2 separate regions of the Homo sapiens genome follow, and region 1 is linked to region 2. Evidence: chromatin loops called from intact Hi-C (ENCODE). Cell type or tissue: Caco-2. All regions are shown on one strand. Links, peaks and the distances in the headings refer to the core of each region. The heading gives the core; the rest is flanking DNA.

Region 1 (10,167 bases), core at 1,293-9,292, 56 kb before region 2:
AGGGTGGATGGAGGCTCTGCTCTTGCAGCTGCCCCATCTGGAACATGTGGTCTTTTTGGTTTTTAATTGCCTCAGTTAGAAGTGGCACATGTCACTTCCTCTCACCATCCACTAACCAAAATTAGTCCTATGGCCTCAACCTAATGGCAAGAAAGGCCAAGAAACCTAGAAAGTAAGTTCTCACTTATCAGTGGGAGCTAAACACTGGGTATGCATGGACATAAAGATGTCAACAAAAGAAACTGGGGACTATCAGATGGGGAAGACGGGGGAAGAAGGGAAGGAAGTTATGGCATGGAAGTTAGCTCATGTGAAGTGCTAAAGAGGGCAGTAATGCAGTGGAGGGAGACGAGGGTAGAGAAATGGACTTGCGGTTTGAGACAGGTGGCTGGGGAGGCCTTGCTGAGAAGGGGGCATTTCGATATGGCCTGAGGAAATGTGACAAGGCACCTGACAGAGATCTGAGGGAAGAGTTTTCCAGAAAGAGGGGACAGCAAAAGCAAAGGCCCTGAGATGGGTGCTTGCCTCACATTTGGGAACAGTAAGGAGATAGAGGGTCTAGGGCAGAGTGGACAATGGGATAACTGATGATGTTGTGGTCAGAGACACGAGGGGCGCAAGATTTTGCAGGCCATTGTGAGGACTTTGGCACTTAACCTAAGTGATATGGGGAACTCCATTAGAATTTGATCTTTGGGAATTAAAGACGTAGAAACTGGGAGAAAAAAGGATTCAAAAACGTAAGCATCAGTGGCAGCCTAAGGTTCTAGGACAGTTAAGGGAGCATTTGGGACTTTGTTCATAAGACAGTTTTGTGGTATTTCAGCATTTTTCCTTTCAGGAGATCATGCGGTGACCAGAACAATCACTGCATGTCAGTGCTTGCACAAACCAAAACAGCCCCCTGCTGGCTTTCAGCAGTGCGGCAGGCCAGGCATTTTCCTTAGATCCAATTGCAGCCTCGTGGGGTACCTCACTCACAGCAGGGTGGGAGGTAGACGGGTGTATCAGTCAGTGTTCTCCAGAGAAACAGAACTTGACATGGTTTGGGTATCTTTCCCCTCCAAATCTCATGTTGAAACGTGATCCCCGTTGTTGGAAATGGGGCCTCGTAGGAGGTGTTAGGGTCATGGGAGTGGGTCCCTCATAAATGGCTAGACGCCATCTCCATGGTAATGAGTGCATTCTCTCTCCGCCATCTCCATGGTAATGAGTGAGTTCTCTCTCCGTGAGTTCACAGGAGAGCTGTTTGTTTAAAGGAGGCTGGCACCTCCTCCCCTTTCTCTTGCTCCCTCTCTCACTATGTGATATGGTTTGGGTTTGGGTACCCACCCAAATCTCATGTTGAATTGTAATCCCCAGTGTTGTGGGAGGTGCCTGGTGGTAGGTGATTGGATCATGCTGCAGATTTCCCGCTTCCTGTTCTTGTGATAGCGAGTGAGTTCTCCCGAGATCTGATTGTTTAAAAGTGTGTAGCACTTCCCCCTTCACTCTCTTCCTCCTGCTCCTGCCATGTAAGACGTGCCTACTTCCCCTTTGCCTTCCACCATGATTGTAAGTTTCCGGAGGCCTCCCCAGCATCATGCTTCCTGTACATCCTGCACAGCCATGAGAAAATTAAACCTCTTTTCTTTAGAAATGACCCAGTCTCAGACATTTCTTTACAGCACTGTGAGAACGAACTAACACACCATGTCACACACCTGCTCCCCTCTGCCTTCTGCCATGAGTAAGAGCTCCCTGAGGGCTCATCAGAAGCCAAGCTGATGCTGGTGCCAGGCTCATACAGCCTGCAGAACTATGAGCCAAATAAGCCTCTTTATAAACTACCCAGTCTCAGGTATTCTTTTATAACAACACAAAACCAATGAGAGAAATATAGCTCCTTTTCCTGGTCCCCTGCTTGTAGACAGCAGGTCATGGGGTTTCTCAGCCTCTATAATCATGTGAGCCAGTACCTTATAATTAGCTTCTCTCTAAAGATTTGGACTCTGCAGGTTGGGAAGTCCCATGATCTACCTTCTGCAAGCTGGAGACCCAGGAGAGCCAGTGATTTAGTTGGGAGGCCTGAGAGCTACAGAGCCAATGGTGTGACTTCCCCAAGTCTGAAGATGTGAGCACCAGGAGCACCAAAGGCTGGAGAATCCATGTTCCAGCCCAAGCAGCCAGGCAGAGAGCAAATTCACCCTTCCTCCCGCTTTATGCTCCATTCAGACCCTCAGCAGATGGGGTGATGCCCACTCACCCTGGGGAGGGCCATCTGCTTTGTTCAGCTCACCAATCCAAATGCCCTTCTGGAAACACCCACGGAGACACATCTGGGAACAACATTTAACCAGCTACCCATGGCCCAGTCAGGTTAACACACAATGTTAACCATCATAGCAGGGTTCTGTTTCTTTCCATTTTATTTCTTCCCCAAGGGTAGTAACCCTGCAGAGTGAGTCCAGGTGAATGTCTGTGACACCCACTGGGCAGCCTCTCACAGTGCCTCTCACTACCTTCTGCCTCGATTTCCCATGAATGGCCCTGATATCCAGTCACCCCTACTGTACTGAGCAGATGAGGAAAAGCCCAGTGCCTGCCCCTCCTTAAGAGTCTTCCCAGGTAGTGATGGGGGTGCCCACATTGACGTGAGGCTGGTTGGGATATGTTTTCTCCCTCAAATGGGAGAGGTCAAAGGGTTGGAATAGCCTGGCTCTGCTCCTTCTTTTTCTTTACCTCTTTCTTTCTTTCTCTTTCTTTCTTTTCTTTCTTTCTCTTCTTTCTTTCTTTCTCTTTCTTTCTTCTTTTTCGTTTTCTTTTCTTTTCTTTTTTTTTTTTTTTTTAAGAGAGACAGGGTCTCACTCTGTCACCCAGGTTGGAGTGCAGTGGCAGGAGTTCATTGCAGCCTTAAACTCCTAAACTCAAACAATCCTCCTCCTTCAGTCTACTGAGTAGCTGGAACCACAGGCTCGCAGCACCTCACTTATCTAATTTTTTTTTTTTTTTTTTTTTGGTGGAGACAGCCTCTTGCTGTGTTGCCCATGCTGGTCCGGAACTCATGGCCTCAAGCAATCTTGCTGCCTCATCCTCCCTTCAAATTGCTAGGATTACAAGCATGAACCACCATGCCTGGCCTTTGTCCCTTCCTGCCCCTGCTCTGTCGACCTCCAGGAATGTTTCCTTATTGCCCACTCCCCCTTCCTCCCATCCCACTGCCTTTCAAGGATCTAGTGAAGGGTCTAAAGTATTTCTGGGTCCTGCCCAATGCTGGAGTTATTGGACCTCCTATCAGGTGTCTCCCACCACTCATCCATTTGGCCATGTGTAACTATGGGGGCTGTGACCATGATGCTGAGTGGCTCTGTCTTGACTTGCTGTTGCTTACATGTGCATGCACCCACATTTAAGCATTTACAGGTTGTGCTGTGTCCGTGTGTGAGCTCAGGAATACCTGTATACCTATTCAAGAGCATCTTCCAGAGGTGGCTACTTCATGCTCCTGTGTTTTTAACGATGGGATATTGACAACAAGGAACAAGAGATAAAGGCAGAGGTAGAGATGATAAAGACAGAGACAGAGAGAGACAGAGAGGCCTCCCCAGGCCTTCGGCTCTACTAAGACATTCTAACTTTTTGGTACATAGGCTGAAGTCGGGTGGAGTTGGGAAGAAGAAACAAGAAATAGGACAGGGAGAAATGTTGTTCCACTTTGCCATGATCTCACAGGATTTCCAACTTACCTGCTTCCTTTCCCTAATTATCAGGACCCTACAGCATGGCCAGGTTTTCTTTCATGGTCTTCCATTTGCCAAGTGAAAATGTTTTCAGCTGGGAGTCTATGCCACTCCTGCCACAGCTGGAAACCTCCCCAGGCCTTCAGAAAGTATTTATGGTTGAGCGCTGACTTTTCGTATTGTAGATGAAGATGTCAGCATCCCAGGCAGCTGTGCGTTAAGTTGGGACCAGCACAAATAGCTCTTAGCATTGTTCAACGACAGCACAGCCCCATGTGTCTTTTAAAAATAGCAATGCTGTATTTGAACTTTTAAAGAGAAGACATGTTGGGTGTGTGTTGGCCACGCCCTCAGCTATCTTCATTCTAAGGAGATACAAAATTAGAACATTTAGGAAGAGAAAAGGGAAGGAACAATCATTAACACGCTCCCCCACGCCCACACACCCTCTTCACCTCATTTCACAGTGAGGCCCTTCTTGTGCACATCCCTGAGAGACAATACTCAGAAGAACTTGTCCTCTCTAAGCCACCAGGATTAATCCATAGAGGATTTTGTCTGAAAATAAGTGAAGAGACCTAAAACTCAGCCTTATTAGTTGATATCAGTTAAAAAAAGAAAGTCTACTGGGTCAGAGTGAGAAAGAGGAAAACAGTGTGATGATTTTACTAATGTACCAGATATGATTTTCAAAGGAAAAATTTCTCCTATCCAAACTACTTCAATGCCACAAAGCCACCTTCTTGGACGAGAGCAGGAAGAAAGTGTGCTGGTTGCTGGCAGCGGGCATAAGACTCTCCCTAGCACTGTCCCAGCAGGCCCAAGTCCTGCCCATGACAGGGCCTCTGTGTAACTAGCACCTGAGGGTGTGTACTCAAGGTGAAAGCAGACCCCAGGCGTTCTGACCCTTGTGAGTGAATATAGTATTGCTTGGAGGTGGCAGCTGGGATAGTTGGAATTGTTATGAGAAATTCCAAGAGGGCCAGACGCTTCTGTGGGAATGCCTGCAAATTGAGATGTGAAAGAATGTTCCATCTAGGGAAAGAAAAAATGTTTAAAGAACACTGTTACTCCCAACCATCAACTTCAAGTTCCAAATGGGGAGAAATGCTGTATGCCTTGGAAAAATGAAGCTCAACTATAAACACCCTGTCTTCAGGGAGTGGTTGGCACTCACTCCTACAAGGACCCTGAGATTTTTTTTTTCTTTTTCCCCACAATAAGCCTTTTTATAAAATTCTTTTTAAATTTATATATATTTAGGGGTCTGAGGCCATTTTAACACATCAAACTTTAGTCTTCCTGCCACTCTGGGCATCATGACAGCTGCTTTGAGAAACAGGTCTCTCCCAATACTCTCCACTGCTCCAAAAGAAAGTTGCCCTCTGCTATAGATCCTTTGTGCAAACAGACATTTTGCAGGTACTAAGGGTCAGTTTCTGTATCTATTCTGCCACATTTTTGCCTATTTGATTCCTCTTACTCATGCTTCACTGCTTCCTGCTGCTTGCTCCTTTCTGCTTTCTACTGAAATTCTTGGGCATTTACCCTAACTCAGCAGTCCCCAACCTTTTTGGCACCAGGGACTGGTTTGGTGGAAGACAACTTTTCCACAGACCAGCGTTGGTTGGGGGGTGGTTTCAGGTGATTCAAGCACATTGCACTTATTGTGCATTTTCTTTTCTTTTTCCTTCCTTCCTTCCTTCCTTCCTTCCTTCCTTCCTTCCTTCCTTCCTTCCTTCCTTCCTTCCCTCCTTCCTTCCCTCCTTCCTTCCTTCCCTCCTTCCTTTCTTTCTTTTCTTTTCTTTCTTTCTTTTTTTTTTTTTGAGACAGAGTCTCACTCTGTTGCCCAGGCTGGAGTGCAGCGGCACAATCTCGATTTCAGCTCACTGCAATCTCCACCTCCCAGGTTCAAGCAATTCTCATGCCTCAGCCTCCCGAGTAGCTGGGATTACAGCCGCACACCACCACACCTGGAGAATTTTTGTATTTTTAGTAGAGATGGGGTTTCACCCTATTGGCCAGGCTGGTCTGAAACTCCTGACCTCAAGCGATCCACCCGCCTCAGCCTCCCAAGTTGCTGGGATTACAGGCATGAGCCACCGTGCCCAGCTTACTGTGCACTTTCTTTCTATTACTATTACATTGTAATATATGATTAAATAATTATATAACACAGCATAATGTAGAATCAGCGGGAGTGTGAGCTTGTTTTCCTGCAACTAGAGGTCCCATCTGGGGACAGATCATCGACATTAGGTTCTCATAAGGAACATGCAACTAGATTCCTCGCATATGCAGTTCACAGTAGAGTTCGCGCTCCTGTGAGAATCGGATGCTGTGGCTGACCTGACAGGAGCCAGAGCTCCACGGGAATGTGAGAGATGAGGAATGGTGTGGATTCAGGTGAAGCTTCCCTTGCTGGCCCACCACTCACCTGCCATGCAGCCCAGTTCCTAACAGATCGCAGACTGGTACCAGTCCATGGCCTGGGGGTTGGGGACCCCTGCTCTAACTGTATACTAGGTCCTGGTTAGGAATTGTACAGACTTTCTCTCATTCCATCCTCACAATTACCCTGTGAAGGAGACAGTATTAACCTTAATTTGCAGAGAAATAAATGTGAGCAAAGAGAGGATGCTACCTTGACCGAGGCTGCACAGCTGTGAGTGTCGAGTCAGGACTGGAGCCTGTGCTATCTGGCCTCACAGGCCCATGCTTGTCGAAGCTTATGCTGCCACCCACAGCCTCCCCAGGGTGCCCGTGGCATCAGGGACCACGCAGACGGCTTTGGCAGAGTGTTCTGTCATGGCCTTGGATGAGTCCCAGGCAAACCTCTGCTAGCCGACTTGAAACCCTCCTTGTGTGGATTTCTAAGCCAGCTGCTGCTGCCCTTCCAGGATTTTGGGGATCCCACTATAGGCCCAGGGCCCTGCTGCCTGGGGGACTTCACAGCCAAGACCTCCACAAACTGCATGATTTGGGCAAAATGAAAAGTAACTCTTCTTACATAAAGGTTAGAAATCCACACTCAGTTACAAAAGTGAAAGTGGCCTGAGAAAGAAGGGGATGGCAACTTCTAACAAGATCGGACAGAAAGCTGACTATCTAAGTACATCTAAAACCATCTCAGCAGAAACTGCCAGCTTCCATGTGGGAGGAAAAATGCAAGGAACTCGCCCAAGGACAGGACACTCTCCTCATATCTGCACTGAATCCTTTCATCGACACCCCAGTCCCTTCCATCCTGGAGGGTCCCAGTCTTCTGGACACAGTAGGGCAGTGCTGGCTGTGACCCATGAGAAGTTCTCTCCAGGAACCCTCAGCCAGGGCTATGCTCCAATGAATGATGGCACGGAGCTAGAACTCAAATATGGCTCCGGGTCAATGATGGGCTGTGAACACAGGTGATGTATTAACCTTTGTACTACCGGCTCTCAAATGCAGCCACACTCTTTCATATTTAGCTCTCCAAAGGCACAGTGTCTTCCCGAAACTCATGTCCATTTGCACATATCTTTTACCCCCAGCTCATTTCCAATCTCGCCTACCATCTTCTCAAAACAGGTGAAAAGTAATTTCGGTAACTTCCCTAAGTATACAGAAGAGGAATTAAGCCCAGGGAGGCAAGTCCAATTAAAGATCTGATTCATGTTACAATTCTGTCCTGTGGGGAAAAAATTGATTCTCTGCTCTCTGGTTGCAAATAGCCTCTCAGTTGCACATCAGTGAGGTTAGTGCTTTGCACAGCCATGGGCTCTGGGCATTAAGGGTTGAGACCAAAAGAAATGTACAGATCAGAAAAGGCGACTCAGCTCCTAGGGGTGAAGAATGAAGGAGATAAAACAGCTTAAAGACCTAGAGTGGCACCCTCCATCTGGAAGAGAAGAGGAAAAGGAGAGGAGGTGTGTGGAGTGAGAGGAAGAGAGAGAAAGAGGAGAGGTGCTGGCAAAATGAAGGGGGCAGGAGAGGCAGGCAGGAGGGAAAGGAGGAGGAAGAGGAGGGGGAGAAAGAGAAGAGGAGGACAGAGAAAGGGGAGGAGGAGAGAGAAGGAGGAGGAGAAAGAGAAGAGAAGAGAGAAAGAGGTGGAGAAAGAGAAGAGGAGAGAGAAAGAGGTGGAGAAAGAGAAGAGGAAAGAGAAGGGGAGGAAAAGAAAGAGGAAGAAGCCAGGCGTAGTGGCTCATGCCTGTAATCCCAGCTCTTTGGGAGGCTGAGGTGAGTGGATCAACTGAGGTCAGGAATTCGAGACCAGTCTGGCCAACATGGTGAAACCCTGTCTCTACTAAAAATACAAAAATTAGCCAGGTGTGGTGCCAGGTGCCTGTAATCCCAGCTACTCGGGAGGCCAAGGCAGGAGAATCACTTGAGTCCAGGAGGCGGAGGTAGCAGTGAGCTGAGATCGCGCCACTGCACTCCAGCCTGGGCAGCAGAGTGAGATTCCATCTCAAAAATAAAAAAGAAGGAGGAAGAGAGAATAGGAGAAGAGAGGAGGTGAAGAGGAGGAGAAAAGGAAAGAAGGAGAAGAAGAGAAAGAAGGTAAAGAGGAGGAGGGAAAAGGGGAGAAAAAAGAGGAGGAAGAGAGGGTAAGAGGAGGGAAGGGGGAAGAAGAGGTAAACAGGAGGAAGAGAGTGTAAGGAAGCAGGGGAGAGAGGACATAAGAAGGAGGAAGAGGAGGAGAGAGAAGGGAAGGAGGAAGAGGAGAAGGAGAAGAAAGCAGGAGTAGAGAGAAGGTGAAGATGAGGAGAGGAGAGAGAAGGGGGGAAGAAAGAGGAGCAGGCTGGGAGAAAGAAGGAGGAAGAAGAGGAGAGAGGAGGGAGGGGGAAAAGAAGAAAGGAGTGGGAGAGAGCAGGTGAAGAGGTGGAGGAGAGAGGAGGAAGAGGAAGAGAGGATGAGAAAGGGATGAGGCAGAAGAGAGGGGAGGAGGGAGGAGGTGGAGAGGAGGAGGAGGAGGAATAGGAGGCAGGAGGAGATGAGGAAGAAAAGGAGGAGGAGGAGAAGTGAAAGGAGGGGAGGGAAGGGAAGTAGAGATTGAGCTGTGCTCCAGAAACCACTTGTTCTCAGCATTCCAAGAAGAGGGCCTTTCCCAGCCAGCAGAAGGAGTTCAACTTTTACAAGGCAGGAGGAGAACGTGGACAGCACCAGCACCTGGAAGCTGTTGGTTCAGGTGGCTGCTGCCTCTCCGCAGCCAATGCCCAGGTCACACATGATTATCAGCTGGCTCAGGGATTTGCTCTGTGAAGGGTGGCAACTGGTCCTGATTGGGCTTTGCTTGAGCCTTGGGGGGCAAGAAAGCTAGATGTTAACTTGAATGAAAGTCTTTCTGGCTCACCAGTTAAGACGGAAAATGTTGTGCCCTTTTTCTGAGGAACTGCCAATATGCTTGTGGGGGCGGAGGAAACTGATCAAAGCAAATCACCCTCTTTTTTTTTTTTTTTTCTGAGACGGAGTCCCACTCTGTCACCCAGGCTGGAGTGAAGTGGCACGATCTCAGCTCACCGCAACCTCTGCCTCCTGGGTTCAAGCAATTAAGCCTCCCGAGTAGCTGGGACTACAGGCACGCACCACCACACCCAGCTAATTTTTGTATTTTTAGTAGAGACAGGATTTCACCATGTTGGCCAGAATGGTCTTGATCTCCTGACCTCATGATCTACCTGCCTCGACCTCCCAAAATGCTGGGATTACAGGCATGAGCTACAGTGCCCGGACACCTCATTTCTTTAGGGAAGGCATCAGCTGAAGGGATGGCCCTGCTGTCTGGGTGAAAAGCAAAACTGCTTACTCCAATCTGGGCACTAAGCTTTAACCCCCTTGGGGTGTGACAGGGTCAGACATTTAGCCATGACACAGTCCACCTGATTTGCTGAAATGTGGTGATGCACATCAAAAAGCACTAAGACTGGCCAGGGGCAGTGGCTCACATGTGTAATCCCAGCACTTTGGAAGGCCGAGGCAGGTGGATCACCTGAGGTAAGAGTTCGAGACCAGCCTGGCCAACATGGCGAAACCCTGTCTCTACTAAAAATACAAAAATTAGCTGGGGGTGGTGGTGTGCACCTATAATCCCAGCTACTCGGGAGGCTGAGGTGTGAGAATTGCTTGAGTCCAGGAGGCGGAGGTAGCAGTGAGCTGAGATCGCGCCACTGCACTCCAGCCTGGGCTCCAGAGTGAGACTCTGTCTCAAAAAAATAAAGCACTAAGACCTGTTTCTCTGGGGTCTTCAACAGTGCTTCTGACATGACGGTGTCTTGTAATATATTCTTAGAAGTTTAAAATTTTCTGGGCAATGAAAGAAAGGCCCTGCTTAAAAAATATTCCAAATATGGCTGTAAATTTGTGATGTGAAGACTGATATCACAAAAGTATGAAGAAAATAAGATTGCCTTATCTAAAGCTTCACTGCTTCCTTTCCAAGCCATTGTACTAAGACCACAAATGAAACCAACTC
Region 2 (10,167 bases), core at 998-8,997:
CAGATGGATTGATGAATGGATGGATGGGTGGTGGATGGATGAATGATAATAGATAAATGGATGGATGGTAGATGGGTGGATGGATGGTGGTAGATGGATGGATGAATAAATGGATGAATGGTAGGTGGATAGATGGTTATGGATGGATGTGTGGTGAATGGATGATTGGATAGTAGATGAATGGATGGATGGTAGATGGGTGGATAGATGAATGGATGGATGATAGATGAATGAATAGATGGAGGGATGGGTGGTAGATGGATGGGTGGTGAATGGATGATAGATGAATGGATGGATGGTAAATGGGAGGATAGATGTGAGTGGATGAATGATGAACAGATGGATGAATGGGTGATGGATGGTGGATGGTAGATGGATGGATGGGTGGATGGATTGGTGGTGGATGATAATTGGGTAGATAGATGGTTGGATGGGTGGTGGGTGGATGTGGATGGTAGATGAATGGATCGATGGTAGATGGGTGGTGGATGGATGAATGATGGACAGATGAATGAATGAGTGGATGGTAGATGGATGGACGGATGGATGGGTGGTGGATGGTAATTGGGTAGATAAATGGTGTTGGATGGGGGGTGGATGGATGTAGATGGTAGATGAATGGATAGATGGGAGATGGGTGGATGGATAGTGGATCGATGACGAATAGGTGTATGAATGGGTGGTGGGTGGATGATGGATGGATGGATGGATGGATGGATGGATGGATGGATGGATGGATGGTGGATGGTGGATGGTTAGACAGATGGTGGTTGGATGGGTGATGGATACATGAATGGGTGGTGGATGGTCAGATGAAGACACTGGGCCCAGCTATTACTCAGATACCTCTCTGAGGTAGATACAGCACTAACATTTGAAATGCATGCTATTGGCATAAATTGTGGTTGCTATTCTTCCAAATTAAACAGAGGGGTATCCACTGGGAGCAAAACAGACAAAAAATGGGTCCTCCAGGACCCTTTTAAATATCTGTGGAATGGAAGCAATGAAGTTATGTTTCTCCAAAATGAATTAATCTGTGAAGAGTTCCTTGAGAATCTTGGATTAAAATTGCTCTTTTAGAGCCAAGACTAACACATATCTTACATAAAAGTGAAAAGAATCTTTTCAGCTCCCCCCTCCCCAAATAGATTACTGTATCCAGTCAACAAAATCTTATCTTAAACCTCCAAAGAATTACATGAGCTCTCCTTAAATTTTACTCTTTAATTAAGAGACCAGTTTGAGGTTAGCCAGATCTGGGGCTTTGACGTAGCAGTCGCCAAACCTCAGCGACAGGCCTGGTTTCCATCTCTGTGATATTAATCTTTTGAAGGCCAAACATTCTCCTTAATAAAAGCATTTCATGTGCCTTACTCTTAGCAGATGCCTAATGACTGCTTAGAGAAGGAAAGAAGGAAAACCCAATGAATCTAAAGAATCGAGATAGACTGAGTTCCCTACACCAAATGGCTCACGTACGAAAGGAACCATTGTCTTCTAAAAACTGACCCTTGGTAAGATTTTGAAAGACTTGGGTTTTTCTTGTGATTTTGCTCAGAAGATGATTGTCTTATTTTCTTTTTAGTTGTTCAATTGGTAGGTCTAATTAATGCCATTCACTTTTTCCATGAGATCTGGGATTTAAATGTGCCTATGTGAATTTCATCCTTATGCCTCCATTTGAGTTAGTTCATGTTGTTGGGAATTCTGCAAAGTGAAAAGCTCTGGACAGGAGATTGGTATATTACTTGGGCTCTACTATTCTGAGCCATGAAATTCTATGCAAGATACTGAACTCTTCTTGGCCTCAGTTTCTCAGCCTCATCTCCCTTACCTGTAAAATGGAGATAATCCTATCCACCATACCCTCTAGGCATTGTAAAGAATGCATCTTGACCAAAGCTAATCGCAAGTGTAGCAGTCAATTATAGTTGGGGAAACAATAAGAAAAGTTATCTTGTTAAGAAGAAGAAATCATGATAAAGTAACATTTGCATTATTATATGAACATGGCTTTGAATGTCCAAAGTTAGTTTATAACCAAACTTCCCGTACTTAACAAATCCCTCTGATATTACCAGTGAGGCAAACATCAAGATAACTTACCCTCATATAAAAAATAAGACCAAAGCGGGGATACAGAGTTTGATAGAGAGTTTGTCTAAGGGGTGGACTCAGAGACCTTTGAGGTCCTTTTGAATGGGGACACTGAGATTCCAAGTTTTTGTTTTTTGTTTTGTTTTGTTTTTTGAGACAGAGTCTCGCTGTCTCCCAGGCTGGAGTTCAGTGGCGCAATCTCGGCTCACTGCAAGCTCCACTTCCCGGGTTCTCGCCATTCTCCTGCCTCGGCCTCCTGGGTAGCTGGGACTACAGGTGCCCGCCACCACACCTGGCTGATTTTTTGTGTTTTTAGTAGAGACGGGGTTTTACCATGTTAGCCAGGATGGTCTCGATCTCCTGACCTCGTGATACGCCCGCCTCAGCCTCCCAAAGTGCTGGGATTACAGGCGTGAGCTACCGCGCCTGGCCTGAGATTCCAAGTTTATTAATGAGTTTCCTCAGATCTGGGAATTCCTCATAATTTTTCAGTGCCCTATCTCTCCCTTTGGTCTTTGGTCTTTTTAGCATTATTTATATTATAAATTTAGCATTCTTTATGTTATAAATAAGGCTAAAAGTATAAGTTTCCAGTAACAGAAATGCTAGGGTCACATTAGTAGTCTTTTCTCAATTTCAGTTCTTTACAAAATATAGGGAAAAAAATAATTTATGACAATGAACGAACTAAGATTTATGGTGGTTGTTTTCATGAGAGTTGAGAGCATTAAAGAATCCATAAGCTTTGCTGCGGGAATGGTGGCTTACACCTGTCATCTCAGCACACTGGGAGGCCAAGGTGGGAGGATCATTTGAGGCCAGGAGTTTGAGGTCAGTTTGGGCAACACAGTGAGATCCTATCTCTACAAAAAAAGAAAAAAGAAAGAAAAGAAAAGAAAAAAAAATTACGTAGCTTCCAAAAAACAAGCTACTTTTGGGGAACATGAATGGAGCTGGAGGCTATTATCCTTAACAAGTTAAATGCAGAAACAGAAAACCAAATCCCACACGTTCTCATTTATAGGTGGGAGCTGAATGATGAGAACTTATGAACACAAAGAAGGGAACAGCAGAAACTGGGGCCTACTTGAGGGTAGAGGATGGGAGGAAGGAGAGGAGCAGAAAAAAATTAACTACTGGGTACTACACTTAGTACCTGTACCTGGGAAATGAAATAATTTATACAGCAAATCCCAGTGACACGAGTTTACCTATATAACAAACTTCACATGTCCCCCGAACCTAAAATAAAACTGAAAATAAAATAAATTAATTAATAAAATACAACAAAATAAAATGAAAAGGGAGCTTGCTGCTTTGAAAAAAACACCATGATAACCTCGAAGTCTATGTTCAAATTTAGAATTCTCGACTGTCTGGAATTCCGCAGTGGAGTATGGTGGTGTGGGGAGAGAAGGCCCTGGCTCCAGGCCTTTGTACCATAACTCACCCTCTGTTCTCTCATTCCCTCCATGTTGCGGGGAGACTCATACTCACCTATGTGGACATCCCAGCACACACATCCAAACTCCAGTCACCAGCACATGCAGGGGTGTGATCCAGAAAAAGGAAAGCTATGGCCCCTTAGCTCTGGGGACACCTTGTCCCAGGGGGAGGCACAAAATTGGATAAAGAGGCTTGGTGCAATGGCTCACACCTGTAATCCCAGCACTCTGGGAGGCTGAGGCAGGTGGATCATTTGAGGTCAGGAGTTCAAGACCAGCCTGGCCAACATGGTGAAACCCTGTCTCCACTAAAAATACAAAAATTAGCTGGGTGTGGTGGTGGCCGCCTGTAATCCCAGCTACTCAGGAGGCTGAGGCAGGAGAATCACTTGAACCCGAGAAGCGGAGGTTGCAGTGAGCCGAGATCATGACACTGCACTCCAGCCTGGGTGATAGAAGACTCCATATCAAAAAAAAAAAAAAAAAACCTCGATAAAGAGTCAGAGTTTATTTCCCTAGAGTGAAGGGCTGTAACAGAGTTTAGCAAACTGCAAAGTCTAATGGAACAGTCCCTTACTTCAGACAATAGTTGCAAGTTTGGGGGTCTTCAGGATCACCCTCAGATTCCACAAATCAGCCAGGCATGGTGGTGTGCACCTGTAGTTCCAGCTACTTGGGAGGCTAAGGTGGGAGGATCACTTGAGCCTGAGAGGTCAAGCCTTCAGTGACCTGTGATTGCACCACTGCACTCCAGCCTGGGCAACAGAGCAAAACTCTGTCTCAAATAATAAAAATGAAATTCTCCCCAGAGATGGCTGTGTACATTGCCTAGGTCAAGCATGCTACTTAGAGCAATTATATTTGCTTCCCAGGTACTTCTTCAGACACCACAGCCTGGCCTTAAAAAGACTGTTCTGAGTGTCACAAGCGCTATATAGGGACTCAAATACCAGCCAGATGATCCCTGACCCCAGAAACCTCTTCCATTCCAAAGACGCTTTGTCCACATCCTAATGGCCACAGGAGAGGCCCCAGCCCCTCTTTCAAAGTTTCTTGTGACTTCAGTGTGTGTTTATTAATAATGGCTCCTCTGAGCAAGCCTCCAGTGTCTCCAGCTCATTCATTCACAGTTCCCCTTGCTCCAGCTAGGATAGTAAAGCATTTGGAATCATGACATGTAAGGGAAGCTGAAGGAGCAAGACAAGAAAGTCTTAGTGGAAACAAGGTTTCTGATTTTAGAGATGAATGCTCCTATGAAAGAAATACCAGATTTATTGTTCATGACTTATTATTCCTGACCGGATTAGTATTCATGACATCCAAGGACTGATCTGGGACCCATGAGTGGACATAGAGGTAGATTCCTGGCTTGGTATGAGGAAGAACAGTCTGTTTAGCACCAGAATCGGCTGCCTCATGAGAGAGAGAGTTCCCCTGCATTCAAAGTGTGTGCAGGCAGAAGTAGTCTGTTTAACAAATTAACATTTGTTAATAGGACATCTTGCTTCCAATAGAGAGCTTGTCTAAGGGATGGACTCAGAGACGTCCGAGGCCCTTTCAAACGGGGGCACCAGGATTCCAAGTTTATTAACGAGTTTTCTCAGATCTGGGAATTCCCCATCATTTTTCAGGCCCTATCTCTCCCTTTGGTCTTTGCAGAAAGCCTGCAGTAAAAACACTTCACATTCCCCAGATATCATTCTCCCCACCCAGTTGAAAAGGTGAAAGTGACATACTTCAACCTGAGAGACTGCATTCTTATCAATACTGCTCAGGGCAGAAGTGTGTGAAGCCACTGAAGTCTGAAGTTCACATTTCCCTCTTTTCTCAGAAGCCCCTGCTTTTACAGAAACTTCTTTCTTCTCTTAGAACAAAGCAGTTTATTGAGCTCATGACATCTTCATCAATATATGAGAATATATAAAGATTAAATAGGGCCTGGGACATAATAAGTGCTCAATAAATCTTTGTTGAAAGAATCAATAAATACATTTTAAAAGCAAGAGAAGAAACAGGACAACGCTCAACCCAAAAGGCAACTATCTTAGCTGTCCCAGGCCCATCTGTACGATAGGATGAATATACTAACGGTGCTTTGCTCTTGGGTTAGTCTGTGGATTGGATAATATAATGAATGTAACATGCTTAGCAGAGTGTTTGGCACATATTCAAGGCTTACCAAATGCTGAGGCTGGGTGTGGTGGCTCACGCCTGTAATCCCAGCACTTTGGGAGGCCGAGGCAGGCACATAGCTTGAGCCCAGGAGTTCAAGACCAGCATGGGCAACATGGCGAAACTCTGTCTTTACAAAAAAATTTTAAAAAATTAGCCAGGTGTGGTGGCAGATGCCTGTGGTCCTAGCTACTCAGGAGGCTAAGGTGGGAGGATCACCTGAGCCCAGGAGGAAGAGGTTGCAGTGAGCTGTGATCACGTCACTACATTCCAGCCGGGGTGACAGAGCAAGATGCTGTCTTAGAAAAAATAAAATAAAAGTAAATTCGCGCAAGTTCTCTTCTCTGTTGTTATAATTATTATTATTATTGTTGCTTTAAACAATGTGATCTGAAACAGGGTGGACAAGGGAAAGAGCTGTTCGGGATTAGAACAGGGCTTCTTCCTGGCTATCCCCCCCACCTTTTTTTTTTTTTTTTTTTGAAATGGAGTTTTTCCCTTGTTGCCCAGGCTGGAGTACAACGGAGTAATCTCGGCTCACTGCAACCTCCACCTCCCAGGTTCAAGTGATTCTCCTGCCTCAGCCTCCCAAGTAGCTGGGATCACAGGTGGCAGCCACCATGCCCAGCTAATTTTTGTATTTTTACTAGACACGGGTTTTCACCATGTTGGCCAGGCTGGCCTTGAACTCCTGACCTCAGGTGTTCCTCCTGCCTCGGCCTCCCAAAGTGCTGGTTACCCCTTTTATCGCATCACACCACGTCTTATCACATCATCTGGGATTGGCAAACTATTTCATGCAGATTTTAAGGAGAGAAAAACAGACCCTCACTTGGCAGAGGGGTGCATTTTCTTGCTTCAGAGGGTTGGATTGCCGAGAGAACCAGGGACTTGTGCTCATTGCCTTGGTAATTACAGAACCCTCTGTAAGATGGTAGATGTCAGAATTACAGATGCAAATGAGCCCTGGGCTTCAGAGGAAGTTAAGGGTAGTCTGAGATTTTATATTGGGAACGTCTGTTGGAAAATGTCATAAAAGAATGAGTCTATGATTTAAATTTTCAAAAGTACTTACCAACAGGTGGGAGAATTTGTGAAAACCAAAACATATATGTTTTTTTAAAATCTTGTCGATTCAGGCTATGTGTGCTGCCAGTCACTCCTGGGGGTTGGGGCAGACCAGGCCCACTGCTACCTCATCTTCCTTCTAGCCTGAGCTTCTGTTGATGTCATCCCTGTCGGACCCTGGATGAGAAAGAAAACGGGAACAACACGAGGAAGACGAGACATCTTCCCCAGTGAGAAATCTGCAAGTGTGCCATTTTAGAGTTCGTGGTAACATCTTTTCTTTGTTCTTTTTTTTAATTTAATTTAATTAATTTTTTTTTTTTTTTTGAGACGGAGTCTCACTCTTGTTGCCCAGACTGGAGTGCAATACCATAATCTCGGCTCACTGCAACCTCCGCCTCCTGGATTAAAGCAATTCTCCTGTCTCAGCCTCCTGAGTAGCTGGGATTACAGGCACCCACCACCACGCCTGGCTAATTTTTGTATTTTTAGTAGAGACGGGGTTTCACCATATGGGCCAGGCTGGTCTTGAACTCCTGACCTCAGATGATCCGCCCACCTCAGACTCCCAAAGTGCTGGGATTGCAGGCATGAGCCACCGCACCCAGTCATCTTTTCTTTGTTCTAACAGTTCTAGCAAAGCACTGTTCCTCTCTGCAAGCAGGGAAACTCCTAGAGTACTAGGCTATGTTTGGGAGGCCAAGGTGGGAGGATCAATCTGGGTCAGGAGTTTGAGACCAGTCTGAGCAACAGAGAGAGATCCTCCCCATCTCTTCAAAAAATACAAAATTATCTGGGCATGGTGTTGCACACCTGTAGTGCCAGCTGAAGGAGGGACTAAGGCAGGAGGCAGGAGGATCACCTGAGCCCAGGAGCTCAAGACTGCAGTGAGCCACGATTGCACCACACTCCAGCCTGGGCAACAGAGCAAGACCCTGTCGAGAAGGAAAGGAGAGGAGAGGAGAGGAGAAGATTTAATGTAGGGTCGAATGATTTATTATCATTTAATTTTTAAAAAGACAAAGGTTAAAAGAGATTCTATTGTTCAGTATGATTCACTTGCTAAGTGTTGTGAAGGGCCTGTAATTCAGGTCCCTAATGACCCATGAAACCAAATGCCCTGGTGAGTCAACCTCAAAAATTACCTAGTCATCTGATAAGTATTAAGCACAAACAAAAAACACTTGTTAAAAGCTGCAGACAGTATCAATGTGTATTATTAGCCAGTTATAACTCAAGCCTTTAAAACCAGGCAAGTCACAATAGGCTCTTCAAACACCTTTCTGACATAACTAAGGCAATCAGCCCATTGCGCCATAACCAGAAGACAATATCTAATGGCAATTGCCATGTATAGTGTGAAGGCCTTTCCTTGTGGATTCAGAATGGAGCATGGACCACAATTCTCAGAAGCGACTTCTAGAGAGGTAAACTATGTTCTTCCCATTCCTCAGATAGAGAAAGATCAAAGCATGTATATAAGTAATTTGCTTATTTTCAGACTATGTTACATAATTAAACTATATCCCAGGGCAGATCCTGCATGATAACTTTTGTGGGGGGAGTGGGGGACAGAGTCTCACTGTCATCTAGGCTTGAGTGCAGTGGTGCGATCTCTACTCACTGCAACCTCCACCTCCCGGGTTCAAGCGATTCTCATTCCTCAGCCTTCTGAGTAGCTGGAATTACAGGCGCGTGCCACCACGCCTGGCTATATAGTCACCTTTTATTAGGTGTAGGAAGTCATAACCTTATTGTTCCAGAAGACAGAAGTTGTCTTTTTTTACCTGAATTTCCCAAAGATTGCTTCTCAGAAACGACTGCTTTAATAGTCCCCAATTGGTGTGAATGGAATAGTTAATTAAAATTCTATGATGAAGTGCATTAGAATTTGCAATAAGCCTCTTGCCTTTTATTCACTCCAGATGACTGCCTTCTGACATCATTGTTTTTTTTCTTCTAGATGTTGGGTGTAATGCCAGCCATTGTTACAATAGGACATTGCATTTTATACCTGAGATCACTGACTGGTTGTCATCAGATAGAATCATGTAGTCCCCTGTTGTACAAACAGAACATTCTGATGACTATTCATTAAGTGAAATATAATGGAACACTTAAAGTGACCCCAAGATTAAACCCTTATTTGGGGTTTGTCTAATGACTAATGGTCACTACCACCAGTTTGGAGACATTACAACAAAACTCTGCTGCTGACAAAAATATTAACCATAAATGATGAGAAATTTTCAGTTGGGACCAAAAGAACATCTGGAGGCCATTAAAGCAGGAGAATTTTCCCTCTATGTCCTGATTGCCAAACTTAGAACCAACCACCCAGAAACTGTGGCCCTCATGCTAACTCAATGTTTATATTTCATTAAAAACGATTTCAAGGGTTTGCGTCTTGCACTTCATGGCCCAACTCCCATGCATACAGCTTTTCATCTCACTGAGCATGTCCTGGAGCAGACGAGCATTCCTCACCTCTTGGTTTCAGAAGAAGGAGCTTCTTGGGGAATAATTCCAGGTTCTTTTTTTGCATCTATAATCTAATCAAGAATCTGTAGGTCCTACCATCCTAGGATAAATGAGGAGAAGAAAACAAGGATGCAAGACCCAACAATAAAAATATTAGAATTTTAAAAATACTATACTAGAGTTTGCTTTTAAATACCTAGTAAAGCTACAATAAGTCATGAAATTGATGAATGGAAAGTTATATAATTTCAGCTGTATATTAGTTGCTTTTTGCTGCTATAACAAATCACCACAAACTTTGTGACTTAAGACAGATGTAGCCAGGCACGGTGGCTCATGCCTGTAATCCCAGCACTTTAGAAGGCTGAGGCAGGCGGATCACCTGAGGTCAGGCATTCAAGACCAGCCTGGCCAAGATGATGAAACCTCATCTCTACTATAAATACAAAAATTAGCTGGGCATGGTGGCACCTATAATTCCAGCTACTCGGGCGGCTAAGGCAGGAGAATCAGTGAGTCGAGATCACACCACTGCACTCCAGCCTGGGCAACAGAGCAAGACTCCATCTCAAAAAAGGAAAAAACAAAACAAGACGGATATATTACCTTACAGTTCTTGAAGTTAGAAGTCCAACACAGGTTGCACTGGACTAAAATCAGGGCATCAGCTGGGCTGCATTCCTTTCTGGAGGTTCTAGGGGGAAATCTATTTCTTTGTCTTTTAGCTCCTTGCAGCTGCTCCATTCCTTTGTTTATGGCCTATTCTCCATTTTCAAAGCCAGCAAAGTTGCATCTTTTTAACTTTTCTTCTGCAGGAATATCGCCTTCCAACTATGGCAAGAAAAGGTTGTCTGATTTTGAAGATTTGTGTGATTCATTTAGGCCCACTAAAATAATCCAA

The links. Peaks named below come from ENCODE experiments on the same cell type or tissue, not always from the same donor. Only the 100,000 strongest peaks of a DNase experiment are listed, where the experiment ranks them.
Region 1: it touches region 2 in a loop (4-fold over the local background); 5 of 110 quality-filtered maps call a loop at or near these places.

What each region holds. Positions count from the first base shown.
Region 1 is chr10:29,917,556-29,927,722 of GRCh38, reverse strand. No RefSeq gene overlaps it. Among named protein-coding and RNA genes, the nearest start is that of JCAD, 140 kb to the left of the region's middle. In Caco-2, for the core only: no CTCF peak of the experiment used is centred there; a DNase peak (open chromatin) is centred at 4,612.
Region 2 is chr10:29,860,917-29,871,083 of GRCh38, reverse strand. LOC107984173 (a long non-coding RNA gene) reads right to left here and starts at 10,067. Exons shown (of 3, transcript XR_001747288.1): 1 at 9,873-10,067; 2 at 9,273-9,366; 3 at 8,586-8,844. LOC124902402 (a long non-coding RNA gene) reads left to right here and starts at 8,058. Exons shown (of 2, transcript XR_007062100.1): 1 at 8,058-8,212; 2 at 8,749-9,184. RefSeq lists an enhancer at 8,371-9,570. In Caco-2, for the core only: no CTCF peak of the experiment used is centred there; DNase peaks (open chromatin) are centred at 4,523, 5,193 and 8,083.